2 separate regions of the Homo sapiens genome follow, and region 2 is linked to region 1. A link is an interaction called in ENCODE POLR2A ChIA-PET data of the cell type or tissue named here. Cell type or tissue: PC-9. All regions are shown on one strand. Each heading gives the region's core, and the rest is flanking DNA. Links, peaks and the distances in the headings are about the cores only.

The links. ChIA-PET counts read pairs that join two places held together with the same protein. Peaks named below come from ENCODE experiments on the same cell type or tissue, not always from the same donor. Only the 100,000 strongest peaks of a DNase experiment are listed, where the experiment ranks them.
Region 2: POLR2A ChIA-PET joins it to region 1 with 21 read pairs; 5 of 35 experiments call an interaction of 5 or more read pairs at or near these places.

Annotation. Positions count from the first base shown.
Region 1 is chr12:6,214,511-6,230,740 of GRCh38, reverse strand. It overlaps CD9 (CD9 molecule), which reads right to left. Exons shown (of 8, transcript NM_001769.4): 2 at 5,207-5,315. It overlaps LOC105369625 (a long non-coding RNA gene), which reads left to right. Exons shown (of 5, transcript XR_001748979.2): 5 at 6,523-6,772. Among named protein-coding and RNA genes, the nearest start is that of CD9, 22 kb to the right of the region's middle. RefSeq lists enhancers at 6,191-6,744, 6,745-7,296, 7,297-7,850, 11,490-12,362, 11,593-12,792 and 3 more and silencers at 11,184-11,478, 15,264-15,558. In PC-9, for the core only: no CTCF peak of the experiment used is centred there; DNase peaks (open chromatin) are centred at 8,570 and 12,110; H3K4me3 peaks cover 1,319 bases; H3K27ac peaks cover 6,628 bases.
Region 2 is chr12:6,354,640-6,362,639 of GRCh38, reverse strand. SCNN1A (sodium channel epithelial 1 subunit alpha) reads left to right here. Exons shown (of 13, transcript NM_001038.6): 4 at 399-589; 5 at 6,760-6,863; 6 at 7,205-7,368; 7 at 7,792-7,890. LOC107984500 (a long non-coding RNA gene) reads right to left here. Exons shown (of 4, transcript XR_007063191.1): 4 at 6,861-7,115. Among named protein-coding and RNA genes, the nearest start is that of TNFRSF1A, 17 kb to the right of the region's middle. RefSeq lists an enhancer at 1-539. In PC-9, for the core only: a CTCF peak has its summit at 6,839; a DNase peak (open chromatin) is centred at 620; H3K27ac peaks cover 517 bases.

The DNA.
Region 1 (16,230 bases), core at 4,844-12,843:
TGTTGAGGCCACAAGCTGGGCTTGGGGAGGCTGTGCAGCCCCATGCATGGAGCACTGGGTAAGAGGGCAGCCTCCTTTGGTTCTCTCACATGGGGACAGTAGAAAGGCCCCAGTTTCTCCCCATCTAATGGGGGCAAGTCAAGGAAGGATGAGGTCACTCCTTTGAGCTCCATAGCAGGGGCTGAATAAACAGGAGGTATTAAGAGATCAAAAGGATTTACAAACACATGAAATACCGTGGAGTGGGAACGAACAGGCAGACATGTTTTCTCTAAGTCCAGATCCCAGTTCTTGAACCTGGCGGTCCTGGCAGAGGCCAAGGGAATTGGATTAGCTGCAAGTGAGCTACTAAAGAGAAAGTATTTCCCACGCAGAGAAAGAGAACATGCTCCTAATGGGGCTTGTGGTTAATATTAAATATTCATGCTAGGGCTCAGCAGAGGAAGATTTTAGGATCACGGGTTTTGTGGGCTTTAAATCTTGCGTGGATGGCTACGGATCTGCAGTGCCTAGCTTTAGCCCTCTCTAGTCACGGGAAAAGGGAAGCGATCCCCTGGCAGCTGTGTTCGGGGACTCAGCAGCAGCCGGCAAGCTACAGGACAGCTCATCTGGAAGCAGGCCCCATGGAAGTCACGGAACCACTGCAGGGCTCGGGCTGGTTTTTACAAGGGCTATTCAGTGCTTCCCTTTGGAGAAGCTACTCATCGCTTACACCCCAAGCTTGTTAGCCAAGGCTGCTGTTGATAAATGACAAAGTGTTCCCCTTTATAAAACAAGCGAATGTTAGCTTGCTGTCTGACTCATGGAAAAAGTTATCCATCACAGAGCCTTCTCTAGGATTACGGTATTAATTTGCTTAAGGGTTGTTTATTCTGCTTTTTTCAGGCTGACATTACAGGCCCAGAAAAAAAAAAAAAAAAGAAAGGCTGGTGTAGCAGCAGTAGCATATGCCAGCGTGTCCTTTACACAAGAAATGGAACAGTGTTTTTCACTGTTCACCAGGGCTCTCAGTTTAGCCCAGGGAGAGGACACAGCAGGCTCCCGTCCCTACACCAGCTCTGTCCTGCAAACAGCACTCACCACGCCCGTTTGTGTGAAGGAGAACAAAATCCGGTAGGGCCTCTGGCCTGCAATAAAAGTTTATTATATCCAAATAACTCCACCAGGTGTTCAAAGGAGCCCTACCTCTGCCCCGACTGGTTTCGTCTTGGTTCCCGCCCTCCCGAGTTCACGGGAATAAGTGCCACAATGGAATTCCATTTGCCACACGCTGTACTTCTTTGCCCCAGAGGGGAGTGGGTGTGTAAGCTGTGCTGTGGTTGTGTAAGCTGTGCTGGTTTCAGGAGGGAGAAAAATGAAGCCCAGAGCAATAAAATGAACTGCCCCAGGTCACAAGCCAGGATGGGGATGCCAGCTTACTAAGGCCAAGTGTCGCGTGTCCTGAAAATCACCAGGCACCTCATCATGGATAGGGGGCTGGCCGAGGAAGGGGGGGCATTCACGGCCTCTGGCTGGAGCCCCCCTAGATGCCCTCATTCAGCAGCCATGGTTCTGGAGGGACACCAGGGAGCTGGGAAAGGCTGCTGGCCTAGGACCAAGAAAATGAAGTTCCCCAACAAGTTTGCAGCCTGGGATTAGGGATCTTGCTGACGGGCTGAATCTCCAGGCCTGGATTGGAGAGAAGGCCCATATAAGGCTGTCAGCTGCTCTGGACTTACCATAGACTGTTCTGAATGTTGGAAAGGTTTTCACTTGCTTTTCTGCCTGGTTATATACTCTTTCTCTACTTGGTAAGCTGTGGCCCCACTGGAGAAAAGACACCCCTGGGCTGTTCAGGTTTCCTGAAAAGTCAGCTGCATGGTCAGGCTGGCCTGTGGGTTGCTCTGCAGACAGTTGGTGGCCCAGTGCAAGGGGCGGTCACCCCATGACTATTCCTTGGAAAAGTAGCCAGGGTGTGGCTGGCACTCCAAGCTCATCTGCTAGGAGAAGGGCTCTGGGCCAGTACAGAAGGCTGGTCTCACAGCCTCGTGGGGAAGGGGACACAGAGCGACGCCTCCTTGGCCCTTTGCCCATGGACGACAATTATTATTTCCTAAAGCGTTCAGTGACGTTCAGGGCATAGCTCAGACCTAAGCAGTGCTCAGAGTGCTGTGCTGCTGTTTTTTTTTTTTTTTTTTTTTTTGAGATGGAGTCCCGCTCTGTCTCCCAGGCTGGAGACAGAGCCTCAGTGGTGTGATCTCAGCTCTCTGCAACCTCTGCCTCCCAGGTTCAAGAGATTCTTGTGCCTCAGCCTCCCGAGTAGCTGGGATTATAGGTGCACGCCACTACGCCCAGCTAATTTTTGTATTTTTAGTAGAAGTGGGGTTTTGCCATGTTGGCCAGGCTGGTGTCGAACTCCTGACCTCGGGTGATCTGCCTGCCTCGGCCTCCCAAAGTGCTAGAGGCTGAGGCGGACGGATCACCTGAGATCAGGGCTGATCACTGTGCCCAGACACAGTGCTGCTGTTCTAACTTTACCGTGCATCATCCCCCTTGCCGGCGCTTCTGCAGGCAGAACGAAGTCTTCAAAGCTCCGCTCTCTTCCCCGAATGGGGTGTCGCTGCAAAGGATCTGTATTTCCCTGGCAGAGCTAAGTGGACAGTGGCCCTTAGACCCCAACTAGGGGATCTGTGTCTCTTTGGGGTTGTGCCTTCAAATCACCCTCCTGGTCACTTCAGGTAGGACCACCGGCCACCAGCAGGGCCCTGCAATGACCTGCAGGATCTGAATCCTGTGAGGTTCCCAGAGGTGAGCCCCAGCTCCTCTAATGGCACTCACCATTCTCCTGCCACCCTGCAGCTTTCCCACCTGTCAGCTGCTGGCTGGGCCACCGACGCAGGGGTTTCTCTCCCTGACTGCAATTTGGGTGAAGTAAAAGGGCCAAGACAGCGCCACCCCATCCCTGCCAATGGGGCACATTCAGCCAGTACAGACCTCTTCCATTCCTACAGAGGGAGACCCCACAACCTGGCAATGACAACCCGAGAAGCAGCTCTTTTAGGCCTGGGTTCAAAACCTGGCCCTGCCTCTTGAGGGAATATAAGCTTAGACAAGTTATTTCAGCTCTCTAGGCCTCGGTTTCTGCACTTGTGAGATGAGAATCACTCCACACTCCTCGTAGAGCTAAGGGGATTAAATTATATAATACACACAAGACAATGAATGACACACAAAGAAGGGGGCTCAAAAATGTTAGTGTCTTCCAGCCGGGCGAGGTGGCTCACGCCTGTCATCCCATCACTTCGGGAAGCCAAGACGGGAGGATCACCTGAGGTCGGGAGTTGGAGACGAGCCTGACCAACATGGAGAAACCCCGTCTGTACTAAAAATACAAAATCAGCTGGGCATGGTGGCACATGCCTGTAATCCCAGCTACTCAGGAGGCTGAGGCAGGAGAATCGCTTGAACCTGGGAGGCAGAGGTTGCGGTGAGCCGAGATTGTGTCATTGCACTCCAGCCTGGGCAACAAGATTGAAACTTCGTCTCAAAAAAAAAATAAAAAAAATAAAAAATAAAAATGTTAGTGTCTTCCTCCCAGTTCCATCCTCTTACCCATGAGATTCTTAACTCCCACATCTAAAAATATAAAGAATCAGCCATAGAGGCTTTGGGTAACAGAAAAGAAAAAGTGGGTTGTTAGAAGCAGCCAGGACAAGGGAGGACTGAGTCTCTCTTTGGAGACACACGCGCCGGCCACAGGGCTTTTGCTTAGGAAAGCAGGCCTGACTGTGCCTGCTCCTGCCGGCAGACCTGCTCCCCCAGCACAGGGCTCCCTTCTGGAACACGGCGTGGAGTGTGGAGAGTCTTCCCCAGCACCCGCACCCGGCTCCTCCCTCCTGCTCTGCAGGACAGCATTCTAAGCCTGTCACAGACTCCCAAAAAATGGTCTGTTGCCAAAACAAGTCAGGGCGCTATAGAAACCTGTTCCCCAAAAACTCTGTGTGTATGTGTAGTTTTTTTTCTAAACATACATTGTGCTTTCTCTCACTTTCTTTCCGATAATAGAGAGACACACCCCAAAAAACCCCAGCTAACAATAAAAAGCAGTAAACCCAGCAAAACTATCCACAGGGCTCAAATGTTACGCAACCAAAGGAGCTGTTTTTAAAGACTCTCCCTACCCAGTTCAAGAGGTGGGAAAGGGAAGGTCTACGTGGCTGGCCAGCCTTGCTTCTCCCTGAGGGACTGGGAGATAACTGTTTTCTCCCTCGTTTGTAAAAATAACTTTTTTGGTGGGTGGGAAGGAAGTGACCAAACTTACATTTTGAGCCTGACAACATGTCAGCGTCATCCTAAAAATAGGAGGTTTCCTTTGTTCCTCACAAATGAAAAGTTTCCTACCTCCAAGCCAGGCAGAGTACAGCCGCAGAGTCTGAATTCACGCAGACGCGGGCAACTGCACTTGGCAGGCACCAGGCTCCCCCTCCTCTGAAGGGAGCTTTGACGTGGTGATACGGCAACGAGAGGGATAGAATGGTCTAGCAAGGCTGCCAAGAAGCCTGAGTGTAGAAAGAAACCTGCCAAGTCTGTTCATGTTCAGAGGATCCCAGGCAGGTTTAAACTGGAAGCCTCTCTCCCAAAGCAAAAGTCGTGTCAAATACAAACAAATAAAACTAAACACTACAGCATTTACCCCAGTACCAGGGGTCCAAAGGACTGGGCAGAGTCCATTCTAGTCTCTCCTATTGTTGCTGTGTTTTCCAGGAGGCTGATGTTTTTCCCAGTCTCAGAGTCCCTATCTGAACAGTGAAGAGGAAAGCTGTCTATATCTTCTTCCAGCACTGCAGATCCCCAGGACAAAGCTTTTTGAATTAAGGAAATGATGCAGGATAAGAAGACAATCAGGAGAGAGCATCAGAGATGAGAACAGAGGTTCGTAAACCCTCAAGAATGAGTACAACTTTGGCAGAGGCTACATCACATCAGAGAACCATCAACATGCCTGACTTGGCCATCAGGAAAAGAAACCACATCAGTTAAACGCAAATTCCCAGGCACAACGACACACACAAAAACTGCACAACTTGAAAGGGACACGACTGGCCAGCGTGGCTAGAGCAAAAGTCTTTCCCAAGCCCAAGTCCCTGGGTCAACATGGGGCCTCCAAAGTTGCAGGAACTTTGTTGGAGCCAGGGTCTGAATTCACTGAGCCTTCCCCGTCCCTCACCTGTGTAGAAGCTGGAATTATTATTATTAGTTTCTTGCTCGAAGATGCTCTTGGTCTGAGAGTCGAATCGGAGCCATAGTCCAATGGCAAGGACAGCAATCCCGGCAAGCTGCAAGACATACAGGACATCAGCATTAATTCTGGCTGCCAGCAACAACACAGTCCCCACGCGCTTAAGGGTGAGACTTGCAAAGGACTTTGTGACCACCCTTGGTCTCTGCCCCTCATATACGCCTGGTAGTTGTAGATGCCATTACGGGGTGTGTTTGATTCATGCAGGTACTAAAAATACCAGCAAGCGAGGAATAAACAGTGACCTACCTGCCGCCCATTGGCTGAAGGGGTATTTTATAGGCAACAGAACACTATACAGCAGTGAAAACGAGTAACTCTAGCTACACGCAACACCATGAGTGCATCTCACAATGCTAAACCAAGAAGCCAGAGCCACAGGCACACACACAATATGATTCCATGTAGTTAAAAACGCTATGCTGTTTAGGGATGCACACAGAGCTAGACGCTTACATGTGCCTATAAATGATAAAGGAAAAGCATTGTTATCAGGTGAGTGGTGATGTTTAGGTGGAGGAGGAAATTATGCTCAGGGAGGTGCCATGTGGCTGGGGGTGTCGTATTCTAACTGTTGACTTGGGTGATGGTTACACAGTTCCGGACACACATGCACCAGGGAGGGCAGCTGCAATGTCCCTGGAGACCTGCTGCTCAGTAAATGACATGCCAGGGCCTCCCCTCGCTGGCACTGCTGAACTAGATGCTGTGCAGGAGGCCTCCTGCCAAGTCCCCCCAGTGCCAGCTGAGCTCCCTCGTCGTCACCCGTACCAGGGCTTGCCGGGGGAGTGACTCACAGGCCTCCAGTGTGGTAGCCGGCTGGACGCAGGAGTGGGTGGGCCCAGGTTTTGCTGGTCCACCCTCCTCAACAGAGGCACTCTTATGTCAGAGCCCGCTCATCAGGGACCTTGGTTCTCGGCTCCAGGAGCTATTGATAGCCCATGGTGTGGACAGGCCTCTCTTTCCTTCCTCCTTTCCTCCTCTCCTTTCCCTTACGATATGGCAGTGAGTGTGGGCATGTTGGGTGGACAGCAGATGTGGCAATAGTGGGAAGGGCCACCCAGACCTCCGCCTGCAGCAGTCACAAACTCACCTACCCCCCAGGAGCATAAGGGGATTTGCTCCTGCCAGGGAGGTGTGCTTCCACCACGAGGGGCTGCAGAGTCTAGCTTCATATTCTATTGCTTCAGTGTTCCCATCTGTAAAGCAGGGATTGTGAGATGCGGCCCTTCCCTGCCTTTTAGGTATGGCTAAAGAATAAAGAAGATAATATCAGAAGTGCATCTGAAGAGGAAGGTACCAAATGGGCTCTGGGAGAACCACCTCACTTTACCAGCATGAAGCCCCACCAGCCCTGCACTCCCAGCCTGTGGACTGTCACTCAGCATCTTCTCAGCCTCTCAGCCGCACCTTAGGGCAGGCAGCTCCAAACATTGGTAAGGACTGTACGACGCCACATGCCCCGCGGCTGGACAAGGCAGAGGAGAAAAACTCACACAGGCACAAGAATTTGAGAGTTCAAATGAACTTGAGAGTTCTGAGTTCAAAGACGAGTCTGATTTTCTTTCTTAATAAAAGGCCAGTGAGGGAGGGTCTCCTGGCCTAATCCAAAGGCAGCAAGCAGATCACTGTTTGGTTGGGGAGAAGCGTGAGTCTCCACCGTCCTGGACCCAGCAGGGTACTCGCATTCAGACCATGGGTTCCCCGACCAAGAGCACTGCAGTTAGCTTAGGCGGGGAGGCGGGCCCTGCTGGGAGCGTGCTGGGCTAGAAGAGTTATGTGGCTTGAATTCACGTACACAAGGGACTAGACAAGCACACACTGGGCGGTCTTGACTCTGTACATGGCAAGTCCTGGCCTGGGTCCCCCCCCAGGTCCCTGAGCATTAAAAGTACAAAGGTGGGCTGGGTGCAGTGGCTCACGCCTGTAATCCCAGCTCTTTGGAAGGCTGAGGCGGGTGGATCACGAGGTCAGGAGATCGAGACCATCCTGGCTAACACAGTGAAACCCCGTCTCCACTAAAAATACAAAAAATTCTCCAGGCGTGGTGGCGGGCGCCTGTAGTCCCAGCTACTCCAGAGGCTGAGGCAGGAGAATGGCGTGAGCCCGGGAGGCGGAGCTTGCAGTGAGCGGAGATTGCGCCACTGCACTCCAGCCTGGGCGACAGAGCGAGACTCCCTCTCAAAAAAAAAAAAAAAAAAGTACAAAGGTGATACCTTCCCTCCTTCCACCCCAACCCCAGGGAGGCCCAGTCAGTCCCCTGGGAATGGAAGACTGAAGCTGCTGGCCTCCTGGACATAAAAGCGTTAACCTGAAAACTGTAGGCCGGTGCTCAATTTTGGTCCACGTTTAGCCACAACCTGTTTCTCACCCTGGTCCTCCCTCTCGCCCTGGTCTTGTGATGCTCTTGCGCGCATAGGGAGATAGCGAGACAGTGCTCATTACTGTCCTTTTTGCTCTAGGCTTGTGCTTATCAAGCAATTATCTCCCAAGTCATCTTACTTCCCCTGATGAGTGAAGTTATGACCCCACCCCTTATCTGCTGGGAAAACTGAGTCGCAGAAAAGAACGAAAACAATCCCAGGTCTGCCAAGGAACTAAGCTGTAAGATGAGGTAAAGCTACGCTCTGCACAGCAGCCTCTCACGAGCAGGAGCTGCGTCTCTCTGGGAATGTTCCACGCTCAGATAATGACAGGGTACCCCAGTGGAACCTCCAGGGGTAAGGCCCCTTCCATCTTATAGAGAGCCCCAATGTCGAGGACCCTGAGCCAATATGTTAAGTCCAGTCATTGATCCGGTCTCTGTGCACAGGTGGTAAGAAGGATGCTGGGCTGGAGAACTGGAACCACGAGGGAAAAGGAAGCATCTCAGGTCTCTTATCTTGGCCAAGGGCCAGGCCAAGCCCGGAGTCGGGAGTCCCCCGCATTCGGACCCCACCTTAAACCTTACATCATGCGGCTTGGTTGTCAAAGCTACAACATTTCACTACAACCAGGAAGGAAAAGCAGCTGGCTCTGGAGAAATGGGAAAAGCTGCCATAGGTCTCGGTCTCACAGGCTTAACAACTCACAATAAGAGAGGAGAAAGGTTCAAGTAACCCAGAGAAAAGGGAGGGCCAGGGGCATGACTGGGAACACTTGGACAAAAATCAGGAGTGAACCCTGCTGCCTTTTCTGACAGAATGACTGAGTTCACCGGCCGGGGGGGATGCTATGTGAACCATCAGCTGCCCCATTTTCTGTAACGCTGTTGGAGACATTGCTCCAGTTGGCTGAGTCACAATGGCTTGGGGTCACAGGGTCACAAAACTTGTATAACCAGTGCCACCCAATAATGCCTTTCATGGTTGTCAGGCAGCGCTATCTAAGGCGCTCTGAAGTATTTTCTAGGAGAACTCACTTTCTGGTGTGGCATAGAGGGGCTCCCCTGTCCCCATCCGGCTTTCACCCCAGCTGCTTTATTTTTTGAGACAGGGTCTTGCTCTCGTCACCCAGGCTGGAGTGCAGTGGTGCAATCATAGCTCACTGTAGCCTTGGACTCCTGGGCTCAAGCCATTCTTCCACCTCAGCCTCCTGAGTAGCTGGGATTACAGGTGCATGCCGCTAATCCTGGCTAATATTTTAAACCCTTTTTTTTTTTTTTTTTTTTGTAGAGCCAGGGGTCTCGCTATGTTGCTCAGGCTGGTCTTAAATTCCTGGCCTCAAGCAATCCTCCTGCCTCAGCCTCCCAAAGCACTTGGATTACAGGTGTGAGCCACTGCGCCCAGCTTCAGCTACTTTAATAATAGGAGAAACTAAATGGGAGGGGCCAGGAGCAAGAAAAAAAGAGAGCTTTAACCCTTAAAAGAGGGTGCCAAGTCAATTATTCAGGGACTCCATAAATGAGAATATAGGAGTCCGGGAGGCCAAGGGGTCGATGGCTTCCACCCAGGTTAATTAACAGACATATGGCGGCATGCTGACCATGTAATTTCTTCGATGGCTGCCCCACCCCAGCCTATCATCCCAGGAGCAGAGCAGGTTTGATGCGGATGCTGAATGAGACAGTGCCCTGTTCCCAGGGCTCTGGAGAGAGGATGGCAACCTGTAGTATGCCCAGCTGGTCGGGCGGGGATGCGGGGATGCAGGAGAGAGCCCATAGCTTCTACTCCCAGCTCGCGGCCCTGCCCATGGTTTCCTCTTTTGTTTCCAAGAAAAGCCAAATGGAAACATTCTGGTTTTGCTGGGAAAAGCTCCTTTGCTATCTGGCCAAAAAATGGTTCCATCCCTTTGAGAGGGCCGAGAGGAAAAGGGTCATTTTTTCCCATTGTTTTACTGGAAATTTCTTCGTTTCTTCACTGGTGCTAGGCCCTGAGAAAAACATGAGCCAAACCTCAACTGAGCACAGTCTACAAAATACTTGCCTAGCACTTCTCTCCAAACTGTCAAGGTCATGGAAAACAAGGAAAGACAGAAACTGTCACAGCCCAGAGAAGACTGAGGGGGCATGACAACTGTCCTGTGGTGTCCTGGATAGGACCCTGGAACAGAAATAGGACGTTACATGAAAAACTAGTGAAATCCGACTAAGTCCAGAGCTCAGTTAACAGAATGTACCAACGGTGGTTTCCTAGTTGTGACAAATGAAACACAGTAATATGAGATGGTACAATAGGGGAAACTGGGGAGGAGGATGAGGGAATTCTCTACACTATCTCTGCAACTTTTCTGTAGATCTAAAATTATTCTAAAACAAAGTGTATAAAACAATAATAAAGAAGCAGGGGTCTCTCTCTTTCAAAGCTTCCTGTCTCCTTCAAGAACCTGCTCCACTAATTAACCTCTTTCCTGACTATGCAGGTCTGCCTCTGCCACTTTTTTGACCTTTGCGAAGACACAGACAGGTCTCCCTAACCTAAAAATCCAAACAGAAGAAAACCAGAAATAGAACCCTTTTTTTCTTCAACCTCGCAGCTCCTTCAGGGTGCTCTCTGCTTTCCTTTCACCCCTGAGCTGGCGTCTTAACCACCTCCAAGTCCTCACTGGCTCGTCACTGCATCTCTCCCAACCCGAAAGGGGTGGTGAGTCTTAAGACTTTTGCTGAATCCTTATGTCTTGGGATCCCACAGCAGCTGACACCACTGAACCCTGCCTCCTCCTTGTCTGCTCCTTAGATGCAATCTCTCCAAGTTTCCCGAGTTCAGCCTCGTGCATTGTGCCTCTGCTAGTACAAGTCCCTCTTAGAATGCTGTCGTGATCGCCTAAGCCAAGCCTGCTGCTTCCCCACCCATTTCCTCCCATTCCTCCCATGCAAATGGCAAATGCAACCCCTGAGCAAGCCAAGCACGTGAGCAGGCCAGTGTCGCATCCATCCTGTCCTCTCCAGCATCCATGCTCCACACTCTCTGCCCTTCCTCTATCTGGGGTTTGCCTCCCATCTCAGCAGAGCACAAGCTCCTTGAGGTCCAGGGGACCTCTGAGTCATTCTTTTATCTCCTTTGCCCCATCCATGCTTTGGACGGATGGTCATTAGTAAGTAATTACTCCATAAATGAATGACTACTTCAGTGAAAAAGTATTTGAAATCCACCCAGATCTCCTCTCCTGTGTCCTCTTCATTTGGACCAGCTTCCTTTCCCATCAGGCCTTTTATCCAGATCCATCTTCAAATGTCTCACAAGAGTCAGAAACCACAAAGAGGCCAGGCGCAGTGGCTCTTGCCTGTCATCCCAGCACTTTGGGAGGCCGAGGCGGGCGGATCATGAGGTCAGGAGATGGAGACCATCCTGGCTAACATGATGAAACCCTGTCTCTACTAAAAATACAAAAAATTAGCCGGGCGTGGTGGCGGGTGCCTGTAGTACCAGCTACTTGGGAGGCTGAGGCAGGAGAATGGAGTGAACCCGGGAGGCGGAGCTTGCAGTGAGCCGAGATCACGCCACTGTACTCCAGCCTGGGCGACAGAGCAAGACTCCATCTCAAAAGAAAAAAAAAAGAAACCACAAAGAACAATTATTTGCCCAGAGTAAATACTAAGGAAGCCCCATTAAGGTTGGTTGGGGAATATTTGGGGAATGACAACAATTTCCCTTTCTGTTGGTGAAGCATGTCCCAATGTGACTTACAGGCAAATCCTTATACAGACTTTGGAAAACCAAGTTTACAAAAAGCCCATGCAGGCCGGGTGCGGTGGCTCATGCCTGTAATCCCAGCACTTTGGGAGGCCAAGGCAGGCGGATCACTTGAGGTCAGGAGTTTGAGACCAGCCTGGCCAACATGGTGAAACCCCGTCTCTACTAAAACTACAAAAATTAGCCGGGCGTGGTGGTGTGTGCCTGTAGTCCCAATTACTTGGGAGGCTGAGGCAGGAGAATCACTTGAACCCGGGAGCCAGAGGTTGCAATGAGCGGAGATTGAGCCACTGCACTCCAGCCTGGGTGACACAGCGAGACTCCATCTCCAAAAATAAAAACAACAAAAAAACAACCCATGCATTGCTGTCCTCGGTCTTTATCTGCAACTCTGCCAGCACCCCCATCCCTCAAAGAAGTCCAGTCAAACACTCTTATGTTTGACGAACACAGGTAAGCTGGTCACCTGGGGCTTATGTGAGCCTCAGGAGACATGAGAACCCAAGAGTGCCCCAAACTCAGGCCCACAATGAATGGTGTCCTGGTCATCCCTTGCCACACCCACTCACCACTGAGAGCACAATTCACCCAAGGCTCCCACGCAAAGATGAGAATTTCAGTGACTCACACTGCAAAATCTTGCTGCAGGGACAGGTTCAGAAATCTTACACTGAAACACACACCTGGAGTTACAGGAAACATTTCCAATTTCAAAGGAGGATTAAACAAAAAACATCAAAGTGTAACGGAGCTTAGGGGCACCTGGCTGCTCTGGGGACTCTATGCCAAGTGTGCAAAACCAGTTCCAGTTAGAACCTGGGGAGGTTCGTATGTACAGCCTGGCCTCCTGATGGAAATTCTTGAAGTAGGTGTGCTGAAAAAGAGGAGGTAACCCAGAGGAAGAGGAAAAGAGCAGTGGGTTGAACGTGGTTTCAGTGTGGGGGAGGGCATACTGCATGCCACTCCCCGGGTGGGAGAAGCCAAGTTTGCCTATGGGACAAATCCTACTGCAAAGAAAAATCCTTTGTGGTCAAACAAACTGGGTGCTCTTGGCGTGGGCCCCCTTTTCCTCCAGGTCCCATCTTCTGTAATATGTACTGACTGGCCATACACTTTTTTTTTTTTGAGACAGGGTCTCACTCTGTCACCCAGGCTGGAGTGCAGTGGTATGACCATGGCTCACTGCAGCCTCGACCTCTCTAGGCTCAGATGATCCTCCCACCTCAGCCTCCTGAGTAGCTGGGACTACAGGTGTGCACCACCACGCCCAGCTAATTTTTAAAAATTATTTGTAGAGATGAAGTTTCCCCATGTTGTCCAGGCTGGTCTCGAACTCCTGGGCTCAGGAGATCCACCCAGCTTGGCCTCTCAAAGTGCTGGGATTACAAGCATGAGCCACTGTACCCAGCCCATTTTTTAAAAAGGACAAAATATTTGTTATGCTTCCTCTATTCAGCTGCCTTGGAAAGCCCAGAAAGTGGAGAGCAGATCATTGCTCACAGTGATTTCTTGCTGAGGATGCCTTGGCCTTGAGGTGGCCATATCTACCACTTTGGGAGGGGTTGGAGGTGGGCAGTGGTGAGTGGATGGAGTCCAGGAAGGAGGGAGAACTTTCTTCCCAACTTCCCATTGTCCTCCTGGAAAAGCAATGGCTACTTGGTTACTCTGCTGAGCCCATGGTCAAAATGATACACAATTTTCAACAAGGGACAGGTGGCTTAATAGAAAGAATAGTGAGCTGCTGCCTGCACAGCTGTGCCACCTAGGGCCTGCTTCTTTATGGGGTGGGCATCAGAATCATCTGGGAAAATACTTGTTTTTTTGAGACAGGTCTCAATCTGTCACCCAGGCTGGAGTACAGTGGCACAATCTTGGCTCACTGCAACCTCTGCTTCCCGGGCTCAAGCGATCCTCCTACTTCAGTCTCTCAAGTAGCTGGCACCACAGGTGGAAGCCACCATACATGGCTAATTTTTTTTTTTCTTATTTTTTTTGTAGAGACAGGGTTTCACCGTGTTGCTCAGGCTGGTCTTGAACTCCTGAGCTCAAGCAATCCACCCACCTTGGCCTCCCAAAGCTTGGGATTACAGGTGTGAGCCATGGCACCCAGCCTACCTGGGGGATTTCTAAACATGCACCTGCCTCAGCAATCCCAGGGGACTCTTTGTGCTCCCAGGGATTCTATTGCACGCCTCTGTTGAGAATGACTGGACTGTGATGGATATAAACTTGGGCTCTAATTCTGGCACTGCTACCTAGGAGCTCTCTGACACTACACACTTTCCTCAGCTTCTCTGAACGTTACAGTCCTCGTTTGTGGAAAAAAAACAGTATGATACCTGTCCTGCCTTCAACGTAGGTTGAAGGAGAGGATTAAATAAAGTGATGCATGTAAAACATTCTGAAAACTGTGAAGTGTTACAGCCAGCCGGATTCCATAGGGAAAAAAAATGACAATAATAATAAACCCTGAGAAAGACGTGAGGTGACACTGGGTCAATTCATGGGCCCTCTGTGGACGGCTGTTGTGTCCTCCTGTGATCGGAGAAGGCGGCTGGGTGGCAGCGGGGGAATTTAGGACACTGGGGTTCTGTTTCCTGGTTTGTGTGGGAGTCTGTGTGAGCGCTGGGTAGTGGAGGAAAATGGATAAACTTATCTGCTTCACACCTGCAAACTGCCATCCAGAGCTCCACTAAGACTGGATGGGAATGGCCAAAGGAAAGTGGGGAAGGAAGGCTAAAGGGAGACTGTTGGCTCAGATTTTAGGCTTCTGTCCTTCCTTGGATCACAAACTGCTTCCGTGGGCAAATTAACCCTGCTGAAAGGAGTTATTACAGCAGCAGATAACAGAGAGAGAGGGGATTTTCCTGGGTTGGGCAGGAGAGGAAACCTTGGCCTCTTTATCACCCTCCTTCAATAAGATGCTTGTCAGCCCTGGTTTTTGTTTTTGTCATCTACTAAACTTGGGAGAGCATTAGTCATAGTTGTCCATAGCACCCAGGAAGTAAGCAACACACCAAATACTGGGGATGCAAGTTTCCCACACCAGCAGTTTTCCAGGCCCCAAAATACCAGTCACGCTTTAAGAAAGCCACAGAAGTGGAGATAGGCCCTCCCTCTTCGCACAGACTTCAACATTTAAAAACAAGTCAGGCCACCCAGACCTGTGGGCTCTGGGCCTCGCCCATCTCCATGGCAACCCTTGGCTCACTACTGCATGCCAAGCCTTGGATGGGCTGATTCACTCCTCAGGAAGCCGGGCCAGGCAGTGCCAGCAAGAACAAACAGGATCCCGATGCCCACAGCCTCCTCCAACCCTCTCTGTGTCCTCCTCTCCCACCTCCAAATGAAGGCTGGGGCTGTTGTCTTTGGAAGGGCAAAGCCACTTGGGCAGGACTAGAGGCTTTGGGGTGCTCCCTTATCCAGCTCCACCACACAGTAAACACCGGGAACAAGAAAACCAAAACTCCGCTGTAATCAGCAGAAGAAATTGCCACGACTTGCTCTCCTTAAGCGTCCCAACTAAACTACTGTAATAGCTCATGGCGGAATTTCTAGATGACAACAGGGCATATTACTAACTTTAGTTTTACTACAGCCAAGTTGAAAAGCCCCAGAGATCACAGCCCTAGAGAACCAGAACTCCCTTTTGTAGGTATGACTGGTTGGTCAGGCGCATCCTGGGGGCCATCTCTCCTCTCCAGACAACTTCTGCTCTTGGGACTTCTACCGAGCCACTGTCTGAAGGCAGTGCTCAAACCTTCAGAAATTCTTATCTTCAAAGGCAACCCAGGAAACTCTTCTCTATGCCAGTCCAGCAGCTCTCGAAATGACCCCAGACCAGCAGCAGGATGACCCAGGAACCTGGACATGCAAATTCGCAGTTCCCTCCTAGACTCACTCAGTGAAACTGGAGTGGGACTGGGCCGGCACTCTGTTTTCCAACACCTCCCCAGGTGACTCTCATCACGCTCAAGTTTAAGAACCACTACTCTAGGCCTTCATTTACACACCAATAATCAGGAAGGACAGAGAAAAGCTCTCTCTGGGGGTTCTGAATCCAGAGAATAGCTTTCTAAATGCCAGTGCCGAAAAGCCTGAAGGCATGGATGGGAGGTGTGAGCTTCCTCTGAGCTGGAGGTGCTTTGTGTGTGTTAGGGAGAGCTCACTGCCCAGCCCCACGAGGGAGCAGGACTGGCACCTACTACTTTACACTCCGATCTGGAGAGTGGGGCATTTGGGGGCTCAAATGCTTTGACCAGCACTGTGAGCCACGGGGAGGGAACCTGGGGTCACCCTGGAAATGCGGCATTGTGACCATTAAGGGTGAGGATGCAGAGAGGTGGGAAGGCAGGAAGAGGTAAGAAAGGAGAGAGAACGGCTGGACAACTCTGTGCTGAACCCACTGAGCCAGGAAGTCATGGTAAAGGGCTCAAGTTGGAACCTGCGTTTGGCTCCCAAATGCACATCCACCACCCAGGCCCTGCCTGCGTGAACTCTCCTCTGGTAACAGGCCCTGGTGACTCAGTGGGCCCGTGAGAGGCTCCCACAACCTGCAGCAGGGCACTCCTGGTAAGAACCTCCCCCCTGAATTCTGCAGCCGGCTGTGCTCCCTAGGCCAGCTCGCTGTTATGCATGAGACTGGACTTCTCCTCAAACCTCCCCGAACTCTAGAAAAACAATTTTTTAAAAGAATACACTCAGAGGCTGATGGTCAGGCCTCTGACCTGACCTAGCACTTTGGGAGGCTGAGAGGGGGGCGGAATGCTTGAGCTCAGGAGTTGGAGACCAGCCTGGGCAATATGGTAAAACCCAGTCTCTACTAAAAAATACAAAAACTTA
Region 2 (8,000 bases), core at 1-8,000, 140 kb before region 1:
GGGAAGTTCCCATTAGTAAGAGTGGGCTGGGGACTGGAGTCCTAGTCCCAGCTCTTGCTGGGACAAATCTCTTGATCCCTCAGTCTTCCCATCAGTGAAATGGGAGGGAAAGTCTTGCTCCTTCCACCCTAGGCAGGGGAGGTATAAATGAACCAAAACCGTGTGTGTGCAGCTACTGGTCTCCTTTCCTGGCCTGCAACTCCCTTAATCCCATGCTCCCCTGGTCCATGCTCCTAGGGACTTCTGCTTCTCTTCCACTTCTGTCTTTCCCCACTCCTGGCTTCCGACTCCTGTCCGTCAGTCCTCAGAACCCCAGATCACTCATTCTTTGCCCTTGGCCCTGCCAAGGGGCTTATCCCCGGCTGCGTGTCCCCTCTGACTCTAGTCTCTGTGTCCAGTGCAACCAGAACAAATCGGACTGCTTCTACCAGACATACTCATCAGGGGTGGATGCGGTGAGGGAGTGGTACCGCTTCCACTACATCAACATCCTGTCGAGGCTGCCAGAGACTCTGCCATCCCTGGAGGAGGACACGCTGGGCAACTTCATCTTCGCCTGCCGCTTCAACCAGGTCTCCTGCAACCAGGCGTGAGTCAGTCCTGCCTGGCTCCTTGCTCTCCGCGGGGTCCGCTTCCCTGGGTCAGCCTCACGCCCTGCATGGGCAGGGCCCAGGAAATGCTTGTTGACTAAAAAAATGCCAGTGCCAGCAGGCCAGGGGGAAGCACTGGCTTTGGGCCCACACCCTGCCCCAGAGAGCGCCCTACGAACTCCTGCTGCTCCCTGCACTGCTGGATCTGAGGGAAGTGGCCTCACAGGATGCCTTGGGAAGACTGGGGCTTTGAGAAACCAAAGGCTGGAAGCATGGATCTTGGTCTTTTTTGTTTTTCTTTTTTTTGAGATGGAGTTTTGCTCTTGTTGCTCAGGCTGGAGTGCAATGGCGCGATCTCGGCTGTCTGCAACCTTCACCTCCTGGGGTCAAGCAATTCTCCTGCCTCAGCCTCCTGAGTAGCTGGGATTACAGTCATGCGCCACCACGCCTGGCTAATTTTTTTATTTTTAGTAGAGACGTTGGTCAACGTCCATGTTGGTCAGGCTGGTCTCCAACTCCTGACCTCAGGTGATCTGCCTGCCTTGGCCTCCCAAAGTGCTGGGATTACAGGCGTGAGCCACCATGCCTGGCCAGGGTCTTGGTCTTTCTAAGGCCCCTTTCTCCCTAGCATCAAAGCTCAAAAGGGCCTAGGAGATCATCTGTCTCATACTCTGTTCCCTGAGCTGAGGCTGGCAGTAGTAGTGAGGTGGAGTGGCATGGGTTGAGGGACTAAACCTAAGTTCCCACTCTAGCTCTGTCACTTCCTGGCCAGGTGACTCTGGATGTATCACATCATCCTTCAGAGCCTATTTCTTAGATTGTAAAATGGAAGTAAAACAAAAAATGAGATTCATTCAGTGTTCGTTCAACAAATAGTTTTGACTATCTGGGCTATGTGCCAGTCACTGTTCTAGGCATTTGGACTACATCAAAGGAAAAACTATATAATCCATGCTCCTTTGGCACTTTTACTCAAGTGACGAAGATGATGACGATAACACTCATCTCAAGAGCTGTACCAAGTGTGTGAGATACAAACGTGAGGGCACTTTATAGACCACAGTAAATGATGGGTTTCATTACTCTTGTACTCAAACAGGTGAAGTGACTTGCCCTTGGGAATGGGCCGGCCCTGGCTAAGGATTCTTCCCACCCCACTACCCCTCGGGTATTCATTCTGTGAGGACCCCTGTTATAATGTCCTTGCAAGCAGCTCATAGCAGCTGCAGGTTCTCTGAGGGCTGGGAGAGGCTGAGGCGAGGGGGGGGTCCCCTTCTGTAACCTCTGGCCCCCTCCTCCCCTGCCTTCTCCTCCTGCTCGTTTATTTTCCGGAGCCATCTCCCTGCCTCTGCCTGGCTCCACTCTACAGGGGGCATTCCCTCCCCTGTTGCTGAAGAATGGCCACAGGGCAAGGTGTCACTTCTTACCCTTCACACACACTCTGCCCAGTACACGATTTTGTTCTGTTTTTAGTCTTTGCATTTGTTTGAGGACAGAAACTACCAGCTGGGAAGTAAGATGGTAGCAACACCTAAGCCTGAGTCCGCCCACACCTGTCACCAAGTTCCTCTAACTGTCACCTGGACACCTGTGCTTTCCCTATGCCCTCACCCGATGCCTCCCTTTGCTCTGTGTGCCTGCCTCCCCATCAACAGAAAGTCCATGGACACCTGTGCTTTCCCTATGCCCTCACCCGATGCCCTCCCTTTGCTCTGTGTGCCTGCCTCCCCCTCAACAGAAAGTCCATGGTTCATCTTTATCTTGGCACTTAGGCGCTTAGGTCAGCTCAGAGCCTCATTGCTCGCCTGGGTTGTTATACCCACCACTCCACCCTACTGCGTTCTTTTGCCTCCAAATCCTCCCTTCCTTCTGCAACTACAGGAACCTTTGTACTTCAACCTTACTTCACGTCACCACATGTAACTATTCCAGTTAGTCCTGTGTGTTAGTCCATTTTGTGTTGCTATAAAGGAATATCTCACCGGGCACGGTGGCTCATGCCTGTAATCCCAGCACTTTGGGAGACCGAGATGGGCGGATCACCTGAGGTCAGGAGTTAGAGATCAGCCTGGCCAACATGGCGAAACCCCATCTCTACTGGAAATATAAAAATTAGCCGGGTGTGGTGGCACACATCTGTGGCCCCAGCTACTCAGGAGGCTGAGGCAGGAGGATTGCTTGAACCCAAGAGGTGGAGGTTGCAGTGAGCCGAGATCGCACCACTGCACTCCAGCCTGGGCGACAGAGCAAGACTCCATCTGAAAAAAAAAAAAAAAAAAAAAAAAGGAATATCTGAGTCTGGGTAATTTATAAAGGAAAGAGGTTTAATTGGCTCAGGGTTCTGCAGATTGTACAAGCATGGCACCAGCATCTGCTCAGCTTCTGGGGAGGCCTCAGGAAACTTTTACTCATGGTAGAAGGGGAGGAGAGGGGGCAAGAGAGAGAGAGACCAGGCACTTTTAAACAACCAGCTATCGGGTGAACTAATTAATAGTGTGAGGATTCACTCATTACTGTGAGGAGGGCACCAAGCCATTCAAGAGGGACCCACCCCTGTGACCCAAACACCTCCCAGCTAGGATCACCTCCAACATGGGGGATCACATTTCAACATGAGACTTGGAGGGGACAAACATCCAAACTGTATCCTCCTGTTTAAAATCGTTCAGTGTCTCTCACGGCCTCCAGCATCAAGTTGGTACTCCTTAGCATGGCTTTCTCACCCCTTTCCTCCCCGATAACTACACCCTTTTCCCCCACCCTATAATCTTTTTTTAATAACACTTTTATTGAGATATAATTTACAAACCATAAATGTATTCTTTTAATATGTATAATTTAGTGATTTTTAATATATTTGGAGTTGTGTAACCATTACCACTACCTGTTTTTAGAATATTTTCCTTACCCCAAAAAGAAACCCTGTACCCATTAGCAGTTCTTCCCCATTTTCTCCCCTCCTCCAAGCCCTGAGAGCCACTCTTCTGCTTTCTGTCTCTATGGATTGCCTGTGGTGGACATTTCACATAAGTGGAATCATACAATATGTGGTCTTTTGTGAGTGGCCTCTTTCATTTAGCATAACGTTTTCAAAGCTTATCCATGTTGTAGCATGGATCAGAACTTCATTTTTATGGCTGAATACTATGATATTGTGTAGATACACCACCTTTTTTTTTTTTTTTTTTTTGAGACAGGTTCTCACTCTGTTACCCAGGCTGGAGTACAGTGGCACAATCAGACCTCACTGTAGCTTTGATTTCCTGGGCTGAAACGATCCTCCTGATTCAGCCTCCCAAGTAGCTGGGACTACAGGCTCATGCCACCATGCCCAGCTAATTTTTTTTAATTTTAGTAGAGACTAGGTCTCACTATGGTGCCCAGGCTGATCTCGAACTCCTGAGCTCAAGCCATCCTCCTGCCTCGGCCTCCCAAAGTGCTGGGATTATAGGTGTAAGCCACCACGCCCGGCCCACATTTTTGCTTATCCATTCTCAGTTGATGGACATTTGGATTGTTTCTACTTTTTGGCTGTTATGATTAATGCTGCTATGAACATTCCTGTACATGTTTTTGTGGATCCTGTACATGGATCTATGTTTTTATTTCTCTTGGGTGTTTACCTATGAGTGGAACTGCTGGGTCATGTGGTAACTCTATATTTAACATTTTGAGGAGCTACCAGACTTTTCCAAATGGTCACACCATTTAACATTCCCAACAGCAATGTATGAAGGTTCTAAATTCTCTACCTCCTCCTCATGCTGTTGTCTGTCTTTTTGACTTTAGCCATCTTAATGAATCCCTGTAATCGTACTAGTGAGCTAATACAGCTCTTACTAAGGCTAGACACCATTCTAAGCATAATTTCATGCTCAACACCCCTGTGAGGTTGATATTTTTATTATCCCCATTTTACAGCTGAGGAAACTGAGGTACAGAGAGATTAAGTAAGTAACTTGTTTGGTCCCACATCTAATACTTGTTAGAGCCCCAGGATTCAAATACAAGGAATTTAATTCTGGAGTCTGTGCTCTTTTTTTTTCTTTTGGAGACGGAGTTTCACTCTTACTGGCCAGGCTGGAGTGCAATGGCGCAATCTCAGCTCATGACAACCTCCACCTCCCAGGTTCAAGTGATTCTCCTGCCTCAGCTTCCTGAGTAGCTGGGATTACAGGCATGTGCCGCCGTGCCCGGCTAATTTTGTATTTTTAGTAGAGATGGGGTTTCACCATGTTGGCCAGGCTGGTCTCAAACTCCTGACCTCAGGTGACCCCACCCGCCTCGGCCTCCCAAAGTGCTGGGATTACAGGCGTCAGCCACTGCGCCTGGCTGAGTCTGTGCTCTTAACCATCACATTATACTGATTCTCATAGGCCACTATAGTAATGTGCTTAGTGTGTATCTCTATGTGTTTTTGCAAAATCTGTATTTAATTTATATAAATGGTATTGTGTTATAGATCTCATTTCACCTCTTACTATTTTTTTTTTTGAGACAGAGTCTCGCTGTAGTGTGCAGTGGTGCAATCTCAGCTCACTGCAACCTCCCAAGTTCAAGCGATTCTTCTGCCTCAGCCTCCCGACTAGCTGAGATAATAGGTGCCCACCACCACGCCTGGCGAATTTTTGTATTTTTGGTAGAGACGGGGTTTCACCATGTTGGCCAGGCTGGTCTCAAACTTCTGACTTCAACTGATCCACCTGTCTCAGCCTCCCAAAGTGTTGGGATTACAGGCGTGAGCCACTGTGCCCCACCACTTTTTTTTTTCGAAGCTCTATGTTTTAAAACCCATCCGTGTTTCTCCACCGCTGATGGAACTTGTGCCTGCTTTCCATGGGGGCAGCACCCACCATTATACTTGTCCCCTCTCTGTGTGCGAAGGGCTCACCAGCCTTCAGGACTGGCCACCTCTGTAGCCTCTCCTTCAGTCCTTCCCTGCATCTAGCCTGGGCTCTAGAAGTGCTGACTTCCCAGTACATCCTAGAATGTGCACCAGTATGTCACGCCTCTGTGCCTTTGTTCTTCAAGGCCAGTGGAATATCCCGGATCACCTAGTTCCAATCTCCTCATTTTACAGAATCATCCTACATTTTACAGAGGAGGAGAATAAGCTTAGAAACAATGACCTGCTTGAGACCGTACAACCAGAACCCCACCCTTTATCTCTGGCCAGCCTCTTCTCCCTCTTCTCTTTAGTCCTCCTCTGCTGCTCACTGGCCGAAGTCCCCTTTCCGTCTTTGCCTGGCTCCCGTCGCTAGCTCCAAGATGGCAGGGTAGCAGAACACAGATCCTCTCTGTGCCGTGTGGCACATGTGCTGTGCTACAACCCACACAGCCTCCCTGTTCTGGAACCTGTGATTTGCTGTGAAATTGCAGTCCTACTGCAGCTGTGTTGCCTCTGTGATTGCTTTCTCTCTGTCCCCACACCTGTCACAGATGAGTTTTGGACCTACCATTCTGAGACATACTGATGCAAGAGGCTCCCAGGAAACACTTGGTACTGATCTTCCTCCCCTCAGCTCCGTGCTCACCACTGGTCACACTTTCTCCTTTAACCCTGCTCCCCTCCTCCCCTTCATTCATTCATTCATTCATTCATTCATTCATTCCTCACTCAACAACTATTTATTAATCATCTCCTCTATCTCCTAGATGACAGGATCTATGCAACTAACCCAGAGATGACACAGAGATGAATGAGATGTGGCTCCTGTCATCAAGGAGCTCATGATTCAATGGGGAACTAACACTTAGATGCATGGGCAGTTAGGGACATGCAAGAATCTTTGTAATGCAACAAGAGAGAAGTTACAAGGCAGCACGGAAGTCAATGCCGGTGAACCCAGATGGCCTGGTGAGAGGAGCCTGGACTAGAAGGTAGATGTGTGACCTTGGGCCAGCTGTTTGAGCTCTCTGAGCCTTAGCTTCCTCCTCTGTGATATGAGGATGAGACTCTCACAGGCTGTTGGTTGGAGTGACTGAGGGAGTGTGAGTAAAGCTCTCAGCATTGTGCCAGCACATAGTAGGTGATCAGGAAACAAATGGCTCTGAAAGGCACAAGTCCTGTAGGAGTTTAAGAGAGTGGACATTTCTCTCTGCCTCATCTCCCTATTCCCTGCACCACCTACACTTTCCTCTCTGACCCTACTCTCTCTTTCCTGATAAGGAATTACTCTCACTTCCACCACCCGATGTATGGAAACTGCTATACTTTCAATGACAAGAACAACTCCAACCTCTGGATGTCTTCCATGCCTGGAATCAACAACGGTGAGAAGCTCCCTGCTTGCTCCATGGCGCCCTCTGCTTCAGCCACTCACCTGTACTTACCTTGAGCTCACCTCCTAGAGCTGCTGGGAGGGGTCCTGCCTGCTGTCTCTCCCCAATAGGTGCCACATAGTCCGTTCCAGGCATGAGAGGAATCCCGTCCCAGGTCTTCCTCCTGCCTCCAGATTCCAGCTCAGGGGTTGCCAGGTCCCTTTGCGGGTCTTCCTGAACTTGCTTCTCTTGCAGCTTTAGAGACTGGGCAAGGAAGGGAGAGTGGATTTCCATCTCCTAACTCTTTTCTAGGATTCCCGCCTCTGCCAACTCTGCTCTCTCTGCACCCCTAGGTCTGTCCCTGATGCTGCGCGCAGAGCAGAATGACTTCATTCCCCTGCTGTCCACAGTGACTGGGGCCCGGGTAATGGTGCACGGGCAGGATGAACCTGCCTTTATGGATGATGGTGGCTTTAACTTGCGGCCTGGCGTGGAGACCTCCATCAGCATGAGGAAGGCAAGGATGCTGACTGGGAGGCCTGGAAGGAGCGCCTCAGATTGCAGAGGGGCAGCGGGGAGGCATGGGAGGCTGGAGAGGGAGAGCATGTGGGGTGGGCCTTGAGCATGTGGAGGTCTTCAGGAGCAGGAATGAGGGGCAGAGGGGCTGGCACTGGGAAGTAAAGCCCTGCAGGGTGGACCCTGGGGGACAAGTGCTGAGAAGGCATTCAAGGCATGCTTAGGGTTTCTGGGGATGCTCTGGGCCTAGTGGCCTTGAAATGAGCAGTGGGTGGGCATGGGGGTGGCTGGAAGCATGTATTGAGAGGGCGAGGCCAGTAGGAGGGGCTGGCAGGTGTGAGATACAACCTGGAACTGAGGGAAGGCAGAGAACCCAGAGGCACTTGCTCTGTCCTCTGATCTCTTGGTGTATGTGGGTTCATAGGAAACCCTGGACAGACTTGGGGGCGATTATGGCGACTGCACCAAGAATGGCAGTGATGTTCCTGTTGAGAACCTTTACCCTTCAAAGTACACACAGCAGGTGAGGCCCAACCTGATTCCGTGGCAGCCACTCCCAGCCACTGCCCTGGCTGGCCCTGCAAAGCTGGAGGGGTTGTGTATGTGAGAGAGAGAGAGGGAAACTGGGGGGTG